Regions from separate parts of the Homo sapiens genome. Here region 2 is linked to region 1. The links are chromatin loops, found by intact Hi-C in ENCODE. Cell type or tissue: breast epithelium. All regions are shown on one strand. Each heading gives the region's core, and the rest is flanking DNA. Links, peaks and the distances in the headings are about the cores only. Region 1 overlaps SMOC1 (SPARC related modular calcium binding 1). Region 2 has its middle 19 kb from the start of SMOC1.

Region 1 (9,050 bases), core at 368-8,367:
CTGCTCTATTCATTCAAAGGCGGCTTTGTGGTCCTGGGGACCGACCCCTGTGCTTTGGGAGCCCCTGTGCCGGAAGATGGAGAGACACTGGCAGGGCAGTGCGGCTTTTTCCTGGTGACCACTTACAGGAGCTGTGATGGAGTGGGCGGGGGGTGCAGAGCAAAGGCAGCTCTGGCAGGGCTGGAAGTATTTTGGGGACGCTGGCAGCAGTTCTTCTGTCACCTTCTGTAAGCCGATGAGACATTCTGAGCAATTCTGACGGAAGCTGTGCAAGACTACACCAACCTAGGGCAGTAGTTTTAAAATTTCTTGAAGACATGGAACTCTTCTTACACCAAATCAGACTGCATCCTCAGAGGCCAGACCACTGAGAGAGTTTTAATGATGAGTATACTTAGGGTGACATACATTATGGGGTGCAGAGCAAAAGTTTAAACGGATCGATTCTCTGATCCGTTTCACCCATAGCAAGCGCAGGTGAAAAAGGGTAAAGTTTTCTTACAAAATACATCTTTACGATATAGTTTTTATCTTACTCTTTTACTTCAACCCAGTGGCCCTTCTGGGAAAGGTCTAAACAAAAAGTAGATGTTTAGTGTACTAGTATTTTATTTATTTTCAGAAACAGGATGGCAGTTGTAGGCTTGTAATAACATCGTTCTCCCATTTAAAATGTTCATTATTTTTAAAAATTCATTATGGCTGTTTCTGAAAAATGAAAGACTTTTTTTTTCACTACGGTTAGTTAACACATGTACTGTTTCTGAATTTAAAACTCGAAATATCTTCCACCTCTTTTTGTCATGGTTCTTTATACAGCTGTGTGTTAAAAATCACTGTAATACAAAATTAGAAAGAAATGAGCTCACACAAATGTAAAAGACATTTTTTTGTTTTTGTTTTTTTTAGACAGATTCCTTCTCTGTTGCCCAGGCTGGGGTACAATGGTGTGATCTCGGCTCACTGCAACCTGCGCCTCCTGGGTTCAAGCGATTCTCATGTCTCAGCTGGGACTACAGGTGCACACCACCACGCCTGGCTTATTTTTGTATTTTTAGTAGAGACAGGGTGTCCCCATGTTGGCCAGGTTGGTCTTGAACTCCTGACCTCAAGTGATCTGCCTGTCTCAGCCTCCCATAGTGCTGGAATTACAGGCATGAGCCATCGCGCCTGGCCAGAAAATTGGCTATTTCACAAAATATACGAACTTTGACTTTGTTTGCAAACCAATATCTAGAATCCTTGCTAACTTCAGTGAAAGTATGTTGAAACCATGGGATGCAGTTTAAAAAACTGATTTAGTCAATAATAGAAGTATTAATGTAGTAACATCTAAGATTTTTCAAACAGTTTTTATGTGCCAACCCACTCCTTTATTCTCAGAACATCTTCGATACTGTAACTGCCATATTTCCCTGCCTTAACAGATGAGGAAACTGAGGCTCATAGAGGTATGTATCTTGATCAAGGTCCAAGGACCAAGGACTGGATCCCAGGTGTGTCTCACTGAAAGTCCATGTTTTTACCGCCTGCCTTGCATTTTCTGCCCAGTACAGAGGACCTTCCCAAGCAGCACCCCTTTCTTTGCTGTGTCCCGTTGAAGGCTCACATCTCGTTTCTGTTAGAAGCATCACACCTGATTGACGACTGGGGTATTGTCATTGGCCCAGGGCTTTGACACTGAGTTAGTCTGGCATCCATCTCCATCCACCGAGGCATACATGAGGACAGCCCCTTCCCCCACATCAGAAATAGAATGGCATTGATTCTGAATTTTGTCCCTCATATTTTCGTCCTGCTATGTTAGAGAGCAGCTCCCCAGGAGAGAGACAGAGCAATCTCCAATCTAGCCAGATGGGGCAGGAAGGATGGGGTGGGACTGAACCACAGGGGAGAAGTGTTGGGTCCTAGAAAAATTGCTGCTGAGGTCCAGGTGTTATGGCCTTTGAAGGACTCAGCATCTTTGTTTAGTCCTACTCCTCTCCTTTTTAAGGGAATAGATGGGAGGAGGTAAGAATGTGGTGGTAGGATCTTAGAAACCTACATCTTCTTTACTAAATTATGCAAAAACATCATTTGCTGAGCCTTTACGTAGTCCAAGGCTGGATTGAGGGTTTAGCTCCTTTGGATCTTCACACAGTTCCTTGGTCCTTGTTGGCTGACATATAATGGAGCCATAGGTCTGGGTTTGAATTCTGATTATATGGCCTTGATCAATTGCTCAACTTTTCTGAGTCTCAGTTTTTCCATCTGCAAAGTGGGATGCAGAAGATTACCTCTTGGGTGGTTGTCAGGATCAATTAAAATAATTTATTTAAAATTCTTAGCCCTGCCCCTGGCACATAGAAGGCATACAATAAATGAGAATCCCCTGGAAACTTATTTCTATTCTACTATGACTTCTTCCTCTCTAATTCCCTCTTAGAATGCTGTAAAATTTCAGCAGTGCAATTGGGTGCTTTATAGTCTAGGTTTTAGATAAATGTAGTCTTCTTTCTTGGAACTTCTGTACTAAAATATAATTTTTAAGGCAGTTTTCTGGTGGAGACAGGGACCCCAAATAGATTTAGATCTGGCATGGGGAATCTGTTTAAGGTAAAGCAACCTCTATTTTAAGTGTCTCCTTCAGAGATGCTTTTAAATGCACCAAAAGTTGGGGAGATATACCTTATCGAGGTAAAAAGGAGAAAATTGAAAATTGTCTTTTTCTGCTTTCCCTAGAAGAAATAGTTTCTTATACAAGACCAAACACTCCAGCACAAGTCATCCTTAGCCCTATCTTTTTGGAGGCCGATCAGAAGGCAGTCAGCCCTGTATTTTAACCTAGCCTAAGTACTCTGATTAGCTTGAGCAACTTCAGAAGTTGGCCTGTGGCCTCCCGAGCCCCTCTTCCAGCTAGTTTGCTGGGGTCTCTTTAGAGTTGATGTGTTTTTCTGGATCAGGTCAGGAACGGAATTGCCTTTTAAAGAGACACCTGTGTTGTGACCCAGACCAAGAAGAACCTCCTCCAAGGAGCTTGCTACATGTGGGTGGCAGCACGGGGGTGGTTGTGCTTTGGTGTATCCCCACTCTGAAGTCTGTGCCTGGGACCTGACTCCGCAGCTCAAGGGTACTAAGGCCCTAGAAGGATGTGAAATAGGAACAGTGAGGATTGCGTCCACAGGACCATGAGGGGCAGGAACTATGGCAGTGTGCCCCTCCCTGCAGATCCTGTGCCTAGCACAGTGGCTGACCTTAGAAGGGGGTTAGTAAATTTTATGGAATGAATGAATGTGGCAAGTTGTGGAGCTAGTGTATGAAACTACCTTCAGGTTTTGAATTGTTTTGCAAGGAAACGAATGCCAGGGGAGTTTTGTCCTAAGGGCATCTTTCAGCAATGATGGGAGAGCCAATGTCCCTCCACATCCCTCCCCTACCTGAAGCTAGAGCTGCATGTCTTGCAAGGTCTTATTTTTGGCCCTGTGATTTTCATTTCTCCCCCATTCTCCCAGTTGACGACATATCACCACCGTTTGTCACCTTCTAGTCTAAGGGCCCATACAGGTTACATGTGTGCCCTAGAGAGGCTGCTGAGTGCCGCTGGCAGCCCCTATCACAGCACCACTTTGGCTTGGGACATTAGAGTTCATCCCAACTGGTGAGATTCAGAGCTGCATCATAGGGAAGGCTGAAGACTGCCTGTCTGTGTCATCTGAGCTGAAGAGGGAGACTACGTGGTGAGGATGCAGTTGCCTGGGTAGACGCTGCCCGAGAGGGCATCTGGGCCTGTAATGCTAATGACACTGTTGAGAAAGGACACTGAGTTGTTCTGTGCTGAACTGAGAACCGTAGGTGTGACACAGAGGAACAAGTAACCCCATCCGACTTCCAGAGATCAAGAAGCCGAGAAGGCATCCTTCCTCCTTCCCCTCCCACTGCGAGTCTGGGCAAGCTTCGCTCAGTCCCTGGCCTTGTGTGGGCCATTGCCGGCCAGCGTTGGATGCTTTTGAGGTGACAGCAGAATTTGGTGTAGAACTTTGGGTGCAACTTGGCTAAAGGCAGGTCTGGGTCAATCTGTTTGGATTCTGTGTGTGCCTCACTCTCATCCCTTTAAAACAGGTGTTTTTTAGGAAACTTAGAACTAAAGAAAAGTGCCAAGAAAAAAGCCAAACCCATCTATAACCCATCTGTGTTCCTACCATTCAGAGACAGTCACTATTAACATTTTGGTATATTTCCTATCTTTTGTCTTTCTCTTTTTCTGTCTGGAGTGGGAGGAAGATTACTTACATATATACACACATAAGTATGTATTATATGTATGTATATTTATATACATGTTTGATATTCTGCTTTGGTTTTAGTTAATTTTATATTGTGAGCATTTCCCCGGTCAATAAAAAGTCTTGAGAACTGCATTGAAGGCTGGGTGAAAAGTCTTTAGTACCGAGTCTTTTGGGTGTTATCCTTCGCATCAGAAAAGCCTGTGGAGTTCCCGTTCTTTGAGAGTGTGCAGGCTTTGCTTGGTGTGCCCTGCATTCTCTCTGGGAGTAGATCCACCCACCCCTTGCTATCTTGTTTCTACAGGACTGCTTAACAGATGGGATCTGCTAAGTGCAAAAGCAAGGGTCTCTCAATCAGTTTGCCTAATCCCATGTTTGAGGGAAATCTGACCTTAAGGGTTATAAATGTCTGGACTAATAGAAAAAGATCCTCGTAGTCAAATACAGGTTTTTATCCTTAAAAGAAAGATCTTTGCTCTGCCCTGGAACTGAAAGGGTTAGTACATGGAAGAACCATTCTTTCTCTCCCTCAGGAGTGGGTTTGCTTTGGTTTTCCACTGATCTCCCGTTCCTGCCTGTAGAATTTGACATGGTTTTATTTACTTTTCCTTGGCCCAGTTTGGGTCAACAGGATTTCTCTCCTGCTCAGAACAGCCTCACAGTTGTGCGAAGTCAGACGTGAGCCTGGGGCCTGGGCAGCGGTCATCAATCCTTGTCTGAGCGACGCAGTGGGGATTTTCAGCTTGAGATGGTCTGACAGCACCAGCGCCACCGCCAGTCCCACACGGGCCAAGCTATTTCTTCTCCCCTTTTGCCTGTGACTTCGAAAGCATTTTGTGTGTGTGTTTGAGGGTATGCACACATGCATGCTCACATGTGTGCATGTATGTGCTTTTGTGTTTGGTGATCTGAAGCCAGGCATCAATCAGTACAGCAGGATCTCAAATGACAGTGGAAATAGCAATGAAAGGAAGCACACGAGTTAAACACACACAGCCCCAACAGAATTCGATGATATAGCAAGACTGGGATTTCCTCTTCTGTTTGTTTTAGCCTGCACTTGCTCAGCTTCATTCCCAGGGCTTAGTGCTGTAAGGGAGTGGATTTCCTCAAGTGCTGTGGATAAAGCATTTCTTCCTCTGTTATCTCCCTTGTCAGTGTAAATCTCTCCACTGTGTAAGTGGAAATGAAGATGAGCCTGTGTGTATGCCATAGGATTTCACCCAAATTAAACAGGCACTTAAATGACATTTTCCTTCATGATAATCCTATGACACTGAAATATACCAGTTCTCCATTTTGTTATTACAGAGCCATGACATACTCTCCAGGGGCTGGGAGAGTATAGTACTCTGCCTCTTCTTCCTGCTATGTTTAGAATTTGTGTGGCAGTCTTTTATCGTGGGTGGGCTATGTTGAGGCTGTTTTGGGCCCTTTTGTATTGATAAGGGGAACAGTCGGTGGTAAAAGCACAATATGCGAGTGGATAAATATTTTCTAAGGTTAGAAAACGAATAGCAGCAACACCAAGAATCCCGTGTAGTGGCGTCGTGAGGGCTAACGGCAGCTCTGCAGCAGGATGAGAAAGGAGACCCAGCAAGAGGAGAGTCTGTCTTGCAGGTTCAGTGGCTCAGGCCTGGAGAGTGGCTTTTGGGCTTCTTACCCCTTAAGATGTTGTTGGGCTGCTGCTGTATTGGGGATGGAGCAGGAAGCACACTGGGTGGGGCTCACCTGGCCCATTTGGCTCATTGAAGGAGGGACAAGCAGTGTCCATGACTTCTGTCGGTGGCGTGAGGGTCTCTTATAGGACACTGATAAGGTCTCCATTCACCTCCTTTGGGGAACATACTGTGATATCGGAGGTCTTATGTCTGGTGATGCAGAGCAGATCCAGAGGGGAGGAAAACAAAGACTTCCAGTGCTATTGTTTTTGCAAGTAACTTAGCTGGCAGCTTTCTTCTTCCACATTCTTGGTCCTAGACTCTTGAACAAGAGCCAGTGATTGTGCCCTCCAAACGATGACTTCCTAAGGGCTCTTCTCAGTGTGAGGGTGTGTGCACGCATGTCGCTGTGTTCATCTGATGGAAGCACACATGCCTCAGCTCATGAACAGGTTCAGCTGATCAGCCCTTTTATTTAAAGCACTATCCAACTCCCACCCCTTTCAAACTCTCCGTCGGACTCTGGGCCAGGTTAGCTTCATTTCAGCCACATTGTGAGTTACTGAGTGTATTAGTCTGTTCTCACGCTGCTAATAAAGACATACCCAAGACTGGGTCATTTATAAAGGAAAGAGGTTTAATAGACTCACATTCAGCAGGGCTGGGGAAGCCTCATAATCATGGTGGAAGGCAAAGGAAGAACAAAGGCATATCTTACATGGCAGCAGGCAAGAGAGCGTGTGCAGGGAACTGCCCTTTATAAAACCATCATATCTTGTGAGATTTATTCACTATCATGAGAACAGCATGGGAAAAAACCACCCCCATGATTCAATTACTTCCCATCGGGTCCCTCCTACCACATGTGGGGATTATGGGAGCTACAAGTCAAGATGAGATTTGGGTGGGGAAATAGCCAAACCATGTCACTAAGACATTTTGTCTCACAGCCAGTTCCAGTGTCATCTTTATGGAAAACCAATCTCTGGATCTTACTGGCTTTTGCAAGTTCTCTCTAAGTTTGGGGCTGCCTGTTGGAATCCCACAGTCTGCTAAAGGGACCCAGTCTCCCCTTAGCTTCTATTCTGATAACTTTTTGATAACTGGTATTTCCATTTCTCTTCTGTCTGTGATTATACAATAGTGCCACATTCACATTTACTCCTAAATTACAATGACTCTAAGACCCTCATCTGCTCAAACAGTAACTCCCCTTAGTCCCCACTTTGGTGTGCCTTGGATACTTGCACAAATAAGTTATAATTTCCTCTTTGCCCAAAGGATGCTTAGTGCTGGCTGTGCCCATGGTGAAAGCCAGGTCCAGGTGAGTGGGACTATCTCCCACTGCTGCCAAAGCTGTCGATTCAGGTGCCAGAGCAGGGATGGGCTTCATGCAGAGGTGGGAAGAAGGACCCACCTCATTTCTGTTTCTCTTTGCCATCTAGCTCTGTGAGTGCCCAGAATCTCTCAAGGGGAACTTGAATCTTTTGGATGCCACTTTCAGCTTCTGCATCTCCCACTTTGTCCAGAATCTCTACAAGTCTCTTGCGAAAACAATTCTGTCTGTTTTGGGATCTTGTCTTTCCAACCAGAGGGGTTCAGTCACTGCCCAGCACCCAGTTGTATTGAGACCAACCCCAGCCATCTTCCCCACTCCCCACTGAACTTCTCCCTCAGTCCCCTAGTGGTAAAACACATCTCACATATCACTGGGTGCAAAGAGCTACCAGTGATGATGAGCTGAGGATGGTGGCCCAGGGTCCGGTGGCACAGGAGTATCCAGCGCTCACTGCCACAAGCCAGCAGGCTCAGTGCCATGCTAGATATTTGTGTTCTTAGTAATGCTCAATGAAAACTTAGAGCATATTGCTGGTCAGATCTCATAGGAGTGTTCAGGATAACTTTATAAGGAGTTACTACCCTTGGCTGAATAAATTGCTCCTGCCAGGTGGAGCGATGGTGCTAATTTAACAAACCCTTCCTATCAGATGTGTGTGTCATTGGGAGGAAGGGCAGGACGCTTAGAACCAAACAGGCATGAAGAAACTCCTTCTTTGTCCTCTTTGCCTTTGCACCCCCACAAGTCTAAGTCCTCTCTTATAATCCATGATCTCTTGGATGCACCCCAAGTGTAAGACCATTTTGTGGCTCCTTGTTAATACCATCAGCTTAATCTCTATTTTTTTTCCCTCAATGCTAGTGGGCTGAGAGGATTAAAAATATCTGGATCCCTGGGTCCTGGAGAGCTCTCTGTTTATTTGATTTGTAGTGAGAGGAGTTTTTGTGCTGGTGGCAGACTTTGAGGGATGAGGAGAGGGAATGGGCATGTGACTTTCTCCAGCCTCTGCTTCCCTAGTATTTAGTGACAGGGCAGGGGTGTGTGTGCACAAGCAGAAAATAAAAATAAATGCCTTCCGTCTCTGAGTAAAAGGTTTGATGCCCTGTCGGTGATCAAGGAGGACTAAAACCTAAAGGGCATTTAAGTTGTAGGACTCCACTCATGCAAAGAAGTATTTTGATCTCCACTTGTCCTCCTTTCTCCTTCTTTCTCACGAGGATGCATGCTTCTGGCATCCCGCCCTGCCCTACCTAGCCTCGTGGAAGTCCTGTAGGGCAGCGACAAAGCCCACTGATATTCTCCATGGGCAGCAACCCTGTTCCATAAGACAGTGATAGGATTTGGTTCTTGGTGCTTTTATTTCATCCAGTTGGTCCAGATTCCACCTGGCGCATTTGCTTTTCAGCCTGGGGTAACCACCTCTCAGGAGGAGGCAGCGTGCATGTAGATGCCTAGTGTAGCACTCAGAAACTCATTGCCTTTGACTAGGCTGTAGTTCTTGGGGGCTGCTGATGGGTTTGCTAAGCTCATCATCTACAGTGTGGCCACACTTATTACCCAGGACACCCAGCCCCTTCGTTGGCCCAAATGTGCCCCTTCTTTTCCATCCCCACTGCTGCCTTATTCAAGCTTAGTAACCTCCTAAGTGTCTTCTCTGTTGTCTCTCATACCCTTGCCAAAGATTTCCAAAGCTCGGATCTGAGTTTGTGTTTTACTTCCTTCATTGGCTTTCAGTTTTTTAACAAAACAAAACACCAAAGACAGCTGGGAATTTTTAGGATCCTCTAT
Region 2 (9,050 bases), core at 147-8,146, 77 kb before region 1:
CTAGACCTTAGCTTTAAATTCTGGCTTTGTCCTGTAGTTGCTTTGTGACCAAGTCCAATGTGGTCCCTGCTATGTCAACACCCCTATGCACACCAATAGGAGACTTTCTTCTTCTTTCTCCAGGCAGGAGAATAAGGGTTGGCTGGGCAAAGACAGGGTTCCTGGTAGGGAAAGGGAAGGGGACACATGCTTTGGAGAAGGGAGGGACCAATTAAGGATGGAGAGTGGTTGTGCAGTGAGAGAGAAGTGGAGAAAGAGATCTCTATACGCTCTGGCCCACTGTGTGAGGCTGGAGTCTGGGGCCCATCTATGTCCAAGGGCACTAAGTGCTGCTCACCCCAGATGCACAGCCCATCACAGTTTGTATACCTCAGTGCAAGGCATTGCTTATATTGGCTTTGCTTAGTTCACAAGTCGGCAGTGCTGACCAGCAGCAGGTGAAGTGAAGAGCCCAGAAAGATTCCAGCTACAGAGACATTGGAGAATCAAAGAATGACTGATGAGGGATCCTAGAGCGTTGGTCACTAAAGGGCGGCCTCAGGGCAATCCTCTGGATGGTGGCAAAAGAATGGTTAGAATCCATTTCTATTTGTAATCTACTAAAAACAAGAAACAAAAGTGCTCATTAATATCTACTCACAGAGTGGCTCTTCTTCTCCAACTTAGTCCATTCATCAGACAGCACGCACCACAGCAGATGTAGGAGTGGGAGTCCCTGGATCAAGGGTGGGGGCGGGTTGCCCTCATTCTGTCCTGCGCTTTGAGCGTGTTGTGATGTATTACAACAGTATATTTGTGCCTGTTAGTATATTGTTTAGTTGAATGCCTAGCCTCACAAAATAGACAGCCTAAAAATTTCCTTTTAAAAGCAAAAAAATTGTTTTGTAGACAGTATTAAAACTGCAAAATATTAAAACAACGATGATGGCTGAGTTACCACCTCCAATTTCTTATATGAACTCTCTTTTTCCCGCATTGTGAGGTACAACAATGATCTGGCAAGAAATCAGCGACTAAAGCAAGTTGAAGTGATTTTGAAATCTAGACATACGGATTTATTTATTTATTTATTTTTTGAGGTGGAGTCTCACTCTGTTGCCCAGGCTGGAGTGCAATGGTGCGATCTCAGCTTACTGCAACCTCCACCTCCTGGATTCAAGCGATTCTCCTGTCTCAGCCTACCAAGTAGCTGGGACTACAAGGCATGCACCACCACACCTAGCTAATTTTTGTATTTTTAGTAGAGACCAGGTTTCACCATGTTGGCCAGGCTGGTCTCAAACTCCTGACCTCAAATGATCTGCCCACCTTGGCCTCCCAAGGTGCTGGGATTACAGGCATGAGCTACCGTGCCTGGCCTGATATATGGATTTACAGCAACAATCATTAATGATGTCTTGCTTTACATAAATATTTTGCCTTTAAATATCAGTGAGTGATAAATTCAAACTGCCATGATTAATAGCATAAAATATCATTTATTTCATGTTTATTTTGTTTTTATTTATTTATTTGTTGAGATGAGTTCTGGCTCTGTCACCCAGGCTGGAGTGCAATGGCGTGATCACGGCTCACTGCAGCCTCACCTGCCAGGGCTCAAGCAATTTTCCCACCTCAGCCTCCTGAGTGTTTGGGACTACAGGCAAGCACCACTGCATCTGGCTAATTTTAAAAATTATTTGTTGAGATGGGATCTTGCTATGTTACAGCCCAGGCTGGTCTGGAACTCCTAGGCTCTAATGATCCTTCCACCTTGGCCTCCCAAAGTACTAGGATTACAGGTGTGAGCCACTGCACCCAGCCAGTGTTTAGTTTAGCCTTTAAATTTTCTAGACATTGTGTATATTATATGCACCCAGGTAGCTCACTGTAACTAGTTATACATACAGTAGGGGTGAATGCTCAAAACCTTCTTCTGCTAGAGGCATACAATAAAAAAAGTTGGAGCCCACTGATTAAGAGTAACCTTCTAATTGTATAGATGAAGTAAGTGAGGATAGAGAAATAAGCCATGTGTCCAGGATCTCAATGTGAATTAGCCTTGGGGCACAGAGCAGGCACCAGGACTCAGGTGACTGCCTGTCCAGAGCTTTTAGTGATATGGGATTTTGTTGTTGTTATTAAGGATACAGCATCTCCCTGCCCCAAAGCATTGACTTTGGATCATGGGAACAGCTCTGAGGGTGTCATTCCCCAGCTGTGTATTTTAGCTATATCTGTAAAAAAAAATGGAGCGGGAGTGTCAAGGCCAGGATTATGTCTGAGAAATGTTAGTCACCTCAAGAATGAAGGCCTTTAATGGTAGCACTTGCACACTAATAACCAATATATAAATTATACTTGATTTGTACCTTTTAAAGACTTTCAGTGCTGTTATCCATTACCTCTCTTAGTAGGTAGTATGTATTTCCAGGGCCTAAGAAAATAGAATTGCTTTTTTTTTTTTTTTTTTTGAGATGGAGTCTCACTCTGTCACCAGGCTGGAGTGCAGTGGCACGATCTCGGCTCACTGCAACTTCTGCCTCCCCGGTTCAAGTGATTCTCCTGCCTCAGCCTCCTAAGTAGCTGGGACTACAGGTGTGCAGCACCACACTCAGGTAATTTTTGTATTTTTAATAGAGATGGGGTTTTACCATGTTGGCTAGGCTGGTCTCAAACTCCTGATCTCAAGTGATCCACCCACCTTGTTCTCCCAAAGTGCTGGGATTATAGGCATGAGCCACCGCACCCAGCCGAAAATAGAATTTCTTTAGAACTATTCCATTCATCCGGATTTTCAGTAGTTAGCCTGCTCTTCCTTCAGTTAGGGAAGACAGAGGATTTTACTAGTGCTCAGAAAGTGCTGGGAACAGAGAGGAGGCTGCTGGCAGGAGGGTGAGAGGGGAGAGATGGACTGGAGAATAGCAGGGAGTGCGAAGAGGAGAGGCTGAGCGAGGGAGTGCGGAGAGGAGAGAGCTGAGCTCCGAGGTGAAGGGGGCAGGTGGGAGGAGGGGCATCCCAGGATGAAGGGCTGTGGTGCTCTCCGCTCCCTGCTTCTATTAATCCAATTAAAGTGTTGAAAATCAGATCTCATGTAAAGCTTTGAACATGAACTTTTCATTACAGCACCGGGGTGGAGGTGGGGGTCGGGGTGGAGGAGGAAGAGAGGAGCGGGGAGGCACGGGGAGTCATGAGGTGGGGGTGGAAAAGCCTCCCAGTCTTCCCCAGAACAGAGGTGCAGATGTGATGCTGCTGGGCCTAGGCCCGCTCTGCTGGGGCCCGGATGACCAGAAGCTCGGGCTTCCTCCTCATGCACCTTCTGACTTATTTTTATTATCTGTACCTCCTGACAACCCCATTCTTTGGTGCTTGGCAGGTGAGGTCAGAAAGAGGGTGCCTTGAAGGCCCCCTTCTGTGGCCTCAGAAACCACACTCCCGCAGTCCCCAGGCTCCCCTCAGCATGAGGACAGTGGATCCAAAGGCAAAGGAGAAGAGTAAGAAGCTGGGGCCCGATGCCATGCAATTAACCCCCAAGTTTGCTTCAAAACTTGGTGTAAGAGAAAAACTGAGGATCCCCAAGCACTAAAAAGTATCCCCTTCCGACCCCGAGAAAACGGGTCTCCAGGGACAGAAAAGGTGTGCTCCGGTGGGAGGGACAGCCTCGTTCCAGGCAGCGCTTCCTCCCTCCCTCCCGCGCATGGTCCACGCTCAACTCATTCATCGACAGTATTCAGGGCTCCCTGAGCCGACGCCTGGTTCTGTGCCAGCTGCTGGGTATCCAGTCTGACGTTCTGGTGTGGGTGAGACAGGCAATGAAAAGTCAGCAAAGAAACGTGCTCCCTGCAGATTGTTCTAAGTAGGACAAGGGAAAGAACCCAATCACACATGTCTCTGCCTTTTCCATCTTGGTCTGTGGCCTCTCTGATTGGAAAGCAAGGCAGATGGCCCAGCAGAGGCTCAGCAAAATCGGCTAAGGTCGCCGGTTTAGCTGGTAGGCCTGGGAGGAAAACCCAATGTATGCCTCCTTTCTGTCACCCCCACTACCCCTCAGAATTCCCCTGCAAATTAAATTTGTTATGTGGCCAATACATTGGTTTAGATTTTAAAAAAGTAGAAGGGGAAGGCACATTTCACAGCATTCAAGATTGTGTGCTGCTTCCCCCCTGCAGCCTGGTTTTTGACCTGCTTGCTGGGCTGACTGTAGGATGGACAAGATGCTGGCCTCTGGGTGGATGGGGATCAGGGGCGCAGGGTGGCTCTCTCCTTGAACTCCCCTCTCCGTGCTCAGCTACTCTTCTGCACCGGGGTTTCCCTGGGCCCTCCATTCCCAAGAAGGGGGCCCTCCCTTGCCGCCTGGGGTTTAATCTCCGCCAGGCCTGTGCACCGCTGGGCTGCTGGTGTGTGGTCCTTCTCACTCATGTGCCTCAACAGCTGGAAATAGTGAGGCGGGAAGGGGGACGTCGAGCATAAAACCCTGGCACTTCTCAAAACAAAACGAACAACTCCAGCTTTTAATCAGTGTAGGGCAGGGGCGGGAGAATTGTGTTTGGTTTGACATAGACAAAGCCCTTTTTAGGTCTCTGCTTTCCGAGGAATCTGTGACTGCCCTTTCTGAAACGGCTGCAGAACCCTGGGCTGGAGATGCTGGGCTGTTCAGCAGGGCCTGGGGAACAGACTGGACCCACTTGGCGCAGGGTAGGGATTTGGCTTTTATTAGCCAGACCCCTCTGCAGTGGAAATGATATCTATTAGTCTCCTCTTCTGCTCTTGGAAGCCGGAAGAACCATAGCTTTTGGGAATGTGGTCCGTCCTGCCTTGAGCTTTGATAGGTGGGCTCCTTCAAAGAGGAGACTGCGAATTTGAGTTTTAAAAATGAATTTCTACATTATGGTTAGGGGAACTTGCTATGTATGGGACCCCAACTGTGAAAGAATAAATTTGCAAAGTGAAGAATCCTGTCCTATTCCTGCTCCCAGCCACTGCCCTGACCAGATTTTTAGATACCAGGTTATTCTAGAGTCTGCATCATCCTAAAGTGACTTAGTATAAAGTCCCAAAGGATGAGCCCTGCCTCTGGCCTAGGATCACCAGATTTAGCAAATAAACATACAGGATGCCTAGCTGAATTTGAATTTCAGATAAACAATAAATACATTCTTAGCATAACCCATGCAATAAGGCAGAGTTATGCAATATTTGGGGTGTACTTGCACTAAACATTTTGTTGTTTATCTGACATTCAGATTTAACAAGGTATCCTGTGTTTTACCCGGCAGGTGTGCTCCGGCCCTTTTTCATGCAGATCTTGGTCCCTCTTCATCTCCGTTAGGCCCTCCTCTTTTCTTCCTGGGTGCTTTCTGGACTTAGGTCTCCCTGGGGCCCTGTACTCCATCTTTCTGTCTTGTTATAATCCCTTCATTTCTCAGTCTGGGATAGCTCTCCTCATCTGCTCTCCCTTTTCTCCTGGTCCAATCTTACTTGTCAGCCCTGGGTTGGTCAAGATTCAGCCACTGTGTCTGAGGACTAAGAACAGTGGTGGTGATACCTTGTCTACAGTTTTGTCACTCCCTGGCTTCCCATGTGCCAGGCACTGTTGGTTGCTTTACCGATGTTAATCACTTAACACTTACAACAAAACTAGAAGGAAGACTTTTTTTTTTTTTTAACTGTGGTGAAATAAACATAACATAAAATTTACCATTTTAACCATTTTTAGGTGTATAGTTCGTTGGCGTTTGGTATATTCACATTGTTGTACTACCATCACCATAATCTGTCTCCAGAACTTTTTCTTCTTCCCAAACTGAAACTCTGTACCCATTAAACCCATTCTCCTTTCCCTCCAGGCCCTGACAACCACTATTCTATTTTCTGTGATGAATTTGACTACCTAGATGCCTCATTTAAGTGGAATTATACAATATTTATCCTTTAAAATATGTCTTATTTCACCTAGCATTGTGTCTTCAAGGTTCATTCACGTTGTAGCATGTGTCAGAGTCTTCTTCCTTTTAAAGGCTGAATCATATTCTTTGTATGTAGACACCACATTTTGTTTATCCATTCATCCATCAATGAACACTTGGATTGCTTTCATCTTCTGGCTATTGTGAATAAGGCTGCTATGAAGATTTAGTGTATAAATATCTGCTTGAGTCCCTGATTTCAGGTCTTTCGAGTATATACCCAGCAGTGGAATTGCTGGGTCGTATGGTAATTCTATGTTTAATTTTTTGAGGAACTGCCATACTGTTTTCCATAGCAGCTGTATCATTTTACATTCCAACCAGCTACACACAGGGTTCCAATTTCTCCACATCCTTGCCAGCACTTAAAAAAATATAATAGCCATCCCAATGGGTGTAAACAAGGAAGGCAGGTTTAATTGTAATTACTATTTCACAAATGAGAAAACTGAAAACCGAGGTTCAGAGAGGTGGAGACACATGTCTATGGTCAGCCAGCAAGTCACAGAGGTGGAATTTGAATCGAGGTCTAACTCCCAATCTAGGACTCTTAACTATTATGTTATATTTCCTGCCTCTGATACAAGCATCCAAATGGAAATTTTTCTGTCTTTGGACACATGTCTAATTGTGCAAGACATCTGGTAAAGGCTCAAACCTAGAAACAAAATATGTCAAAGGAGTTTTTACATGTTCTTATTGAAACTGTACCTCTCACATGGGAAAAGAGCAATAACAATTTCCCCTTATTTGCATTTCATCCTAGTTATTGAAAAATAATCTTTTCAATTTGGCCTCTCTGTAATCTTTCACCCCGATATCATCTGGTCATTTTAATGGCCTAGCAAGTGGGTTTGGGTATGGACTTTGACCTTGTTGGAGAGTGGGAGGATAGAGAAGCTAGATGATAGAAGATAAGGACTTTAATCTCAACATGTTTGAGGTTTAAGTGGCCAGAGAGATGTGGCCATCTAAGAGGCATTATCCAGCCACAGATGCATGGACCGCAGGAAACACTGGGTTGCTAGAAGGATGAGCAGAGGGGCTGAGGCCAAGGGGCAGACAGCAGCAATTGCAGTACATTTGTGGCTAGTGGAGCGTTCTCCTGGCTGAGGGCAATGCTGCCTCTTTGGCTGGGTGCAAGGCCTGGCATGACTCCATGAAGTGCAACCTAGAGAAGGAGGCTGCGGTTGGTATCGCCCTACCTCTTAGACTCCAGCTCCTTTCTGAGTGCCACTTTGCCCAAGGCCAGAGCCCTCAGATTGAACCATTGACTTTGAACTATGATCCCATGGAAATGGCCTGGCTCCAGCCTCTGGTGCTAGCTGGGCCTTTACATTGATTCTCAGGATGAGCTCCAAAATCTGGTTGTCCAGTTGTTCTAACAGAGGGTGGCAGCAAAGAATGTGGACTTGCTGTCAGACGTGTTCAGGTTGGAAAACAACTCTGCCACTGGGGCTTGTGGGACCATAGGAAAGTTTCTTAGCCTCTCTGAGCTTCAGTTTCCTCATTTGAAGTATGGCAATAATATAGGAGATAATATGGTTGTCATGAGGATGGAAGGAGACATTTATAAAGTGTTTAGCATGTAGTAAGTGCTCAATAAGTAGTAGCTGTTAAAAACTCATTTTCCTACGAGTTTTTTCAAGCTACTACTAAAGAGCTACTCTTTCTGTTTAGTAGTAGCTTTAAAAAGACTCTTAGGAAAACCTACTAGATTTGTATTTATTTCTCCTCTTTGTGGAGCAGTTTGTCAATTTGGCTATATTATCATGCTTAACCTCTGCAGAAGGAGGTCAGTTTCCTTGTTGAGCAGGAGAGAAGATGACCTAGGAAGGATGGATGCTGAATTCTGCAAGGTGTGTGCCTTGCTCAGAGCAGGTGCTCACTCATATTGTTGGATAAATCAATATGTCAGTTGGAATGGGGGTTTCCTGATGGGGAGCCATGAGAATGAGGGGTATGGAATTTAAAGGCTCAGTGTGCAGTGGGAAGGCAGAGGAGACTGGATTTGATCATTCCTTCCTATTTTTTAGGTGACACTTCTCACTTTATCGCAAATATAATGTATGGACATTTAGAAAAAATAAAAATTATAGATAATTAAAGATCTTTGAACAGGAAAATGATACAATGGAGAGAATATCTGATGATTTTTTTCCCCCAGGAAACCACTGGACTTTGGGAAAACCATGTGGCAGAGTCGGGACCACAAACATGGTAACTGCAAATCCAAGGAAAAGTGGTAGGATTTGGAAGAGGTGGGGTGGGAGCGCTTCTGAGCCTGGAAGAGCAGGAGTCTGGAGGCACTGTAGGTGATGGTCCAGGCATAGGGGTGAGGTGAGACTCTGAGGGGGTGAGGAGATCCTGTACTCTCTGGATATGCAAGCTGAAACCAAAGAGGGCCATAAAACGAATAGGATTGAAGAGTTGGGGAGGTGCATGGGCTGCAGGCATTAGTTTGAGCATCACCAAAGCACAAGAAGTCACTGAGGCTGTGACAGTAATACAGCCTCCAGGTAAAGGGATTGCATGTTGGTGGAGATGGGCAAGGCCAGGAGCTGGTGACACTCCAGTGAAAGGAGAAAGATCAGGAGGGAGCTAGAAAGGAATGAGGTGTGGAGGAAGGCAGCAGGCTTAATAACATCCCCACTAAAGATGTCCACATCTTAATCTCTGAAATCTGTGAATATGCTACCTTATATGGCAAAAGGGACTTTTCATGTGTGATTAGATTAATAATCTTGTGATGGGAGATTATCCTGGGTTATCTGGTGTGCCAATGTAATCATAAGGGGCCTTATAAGAGAGAGGCAAGAGGATCAGCGTCACAGAGAGATTGGACCATGCTATGTTGCTGGCTTTGAAGATGGAGGATGAGGCTGCAAGCCAAGGAATGCAGGAGGTCTCCAGAAAAAAGGCAAGAAAATAGACTCTTTCCTAGATCCTATGGAAGTAATGCAGCCCTGCCAATAGCTTGATTTTAGCCCACTCAGACAGATTTAGAACTTCTGACTTCCATAACTGTCATGTAATAAATGTGTGTTGTTTTAAGCCACTAGGTTTGGGGTAATTTGTTATAGCAGCAATAGGAAACTAACACAT

The links. Hi-C counts contacts between places; a loop is a spot of excess contacts. Peaks named below come from ENCODE experiments on the same cell type or tissue, not always from the same donor. Only the 100,000 strongest peaks of a DNase experiment are listed, where the experiment ranks them.
Region 2: it touches region 1 in a loop (24-fold over the local background); 3 of 110 quality-filtered maps call a loop at or near these places.

Annotation. Positions count from the first base shown.
Region 1 is chr14:69,932,642-69,941,691 of GRCh38, forward strand. All of the region lies in intron 1 of SMOC1 (SPARC related modular calcium binding 1), which reads left to right. Among named protein-coding and RNA genes, the nearest start is that of SNORD169, 41 kb to the right of the region's middle. In breast epithelium, for the core only: no CTCF peak of the experiment used is centred there; a DNase peak (open chromatin) is centred at 3,938.
Region 2 is chr14:69,856,050-69,865,099 of GRCh38, forward strand. No RefSeq gene overlaps it. Among named protein-coding and RNA genes, the nearest start is that of SMOC1, 19 kb to the right of the region's middle. In breast epithelium, for the core only: no CTCF peak of the experiment used is centred there; no DNase peak of the experiment used is centred there.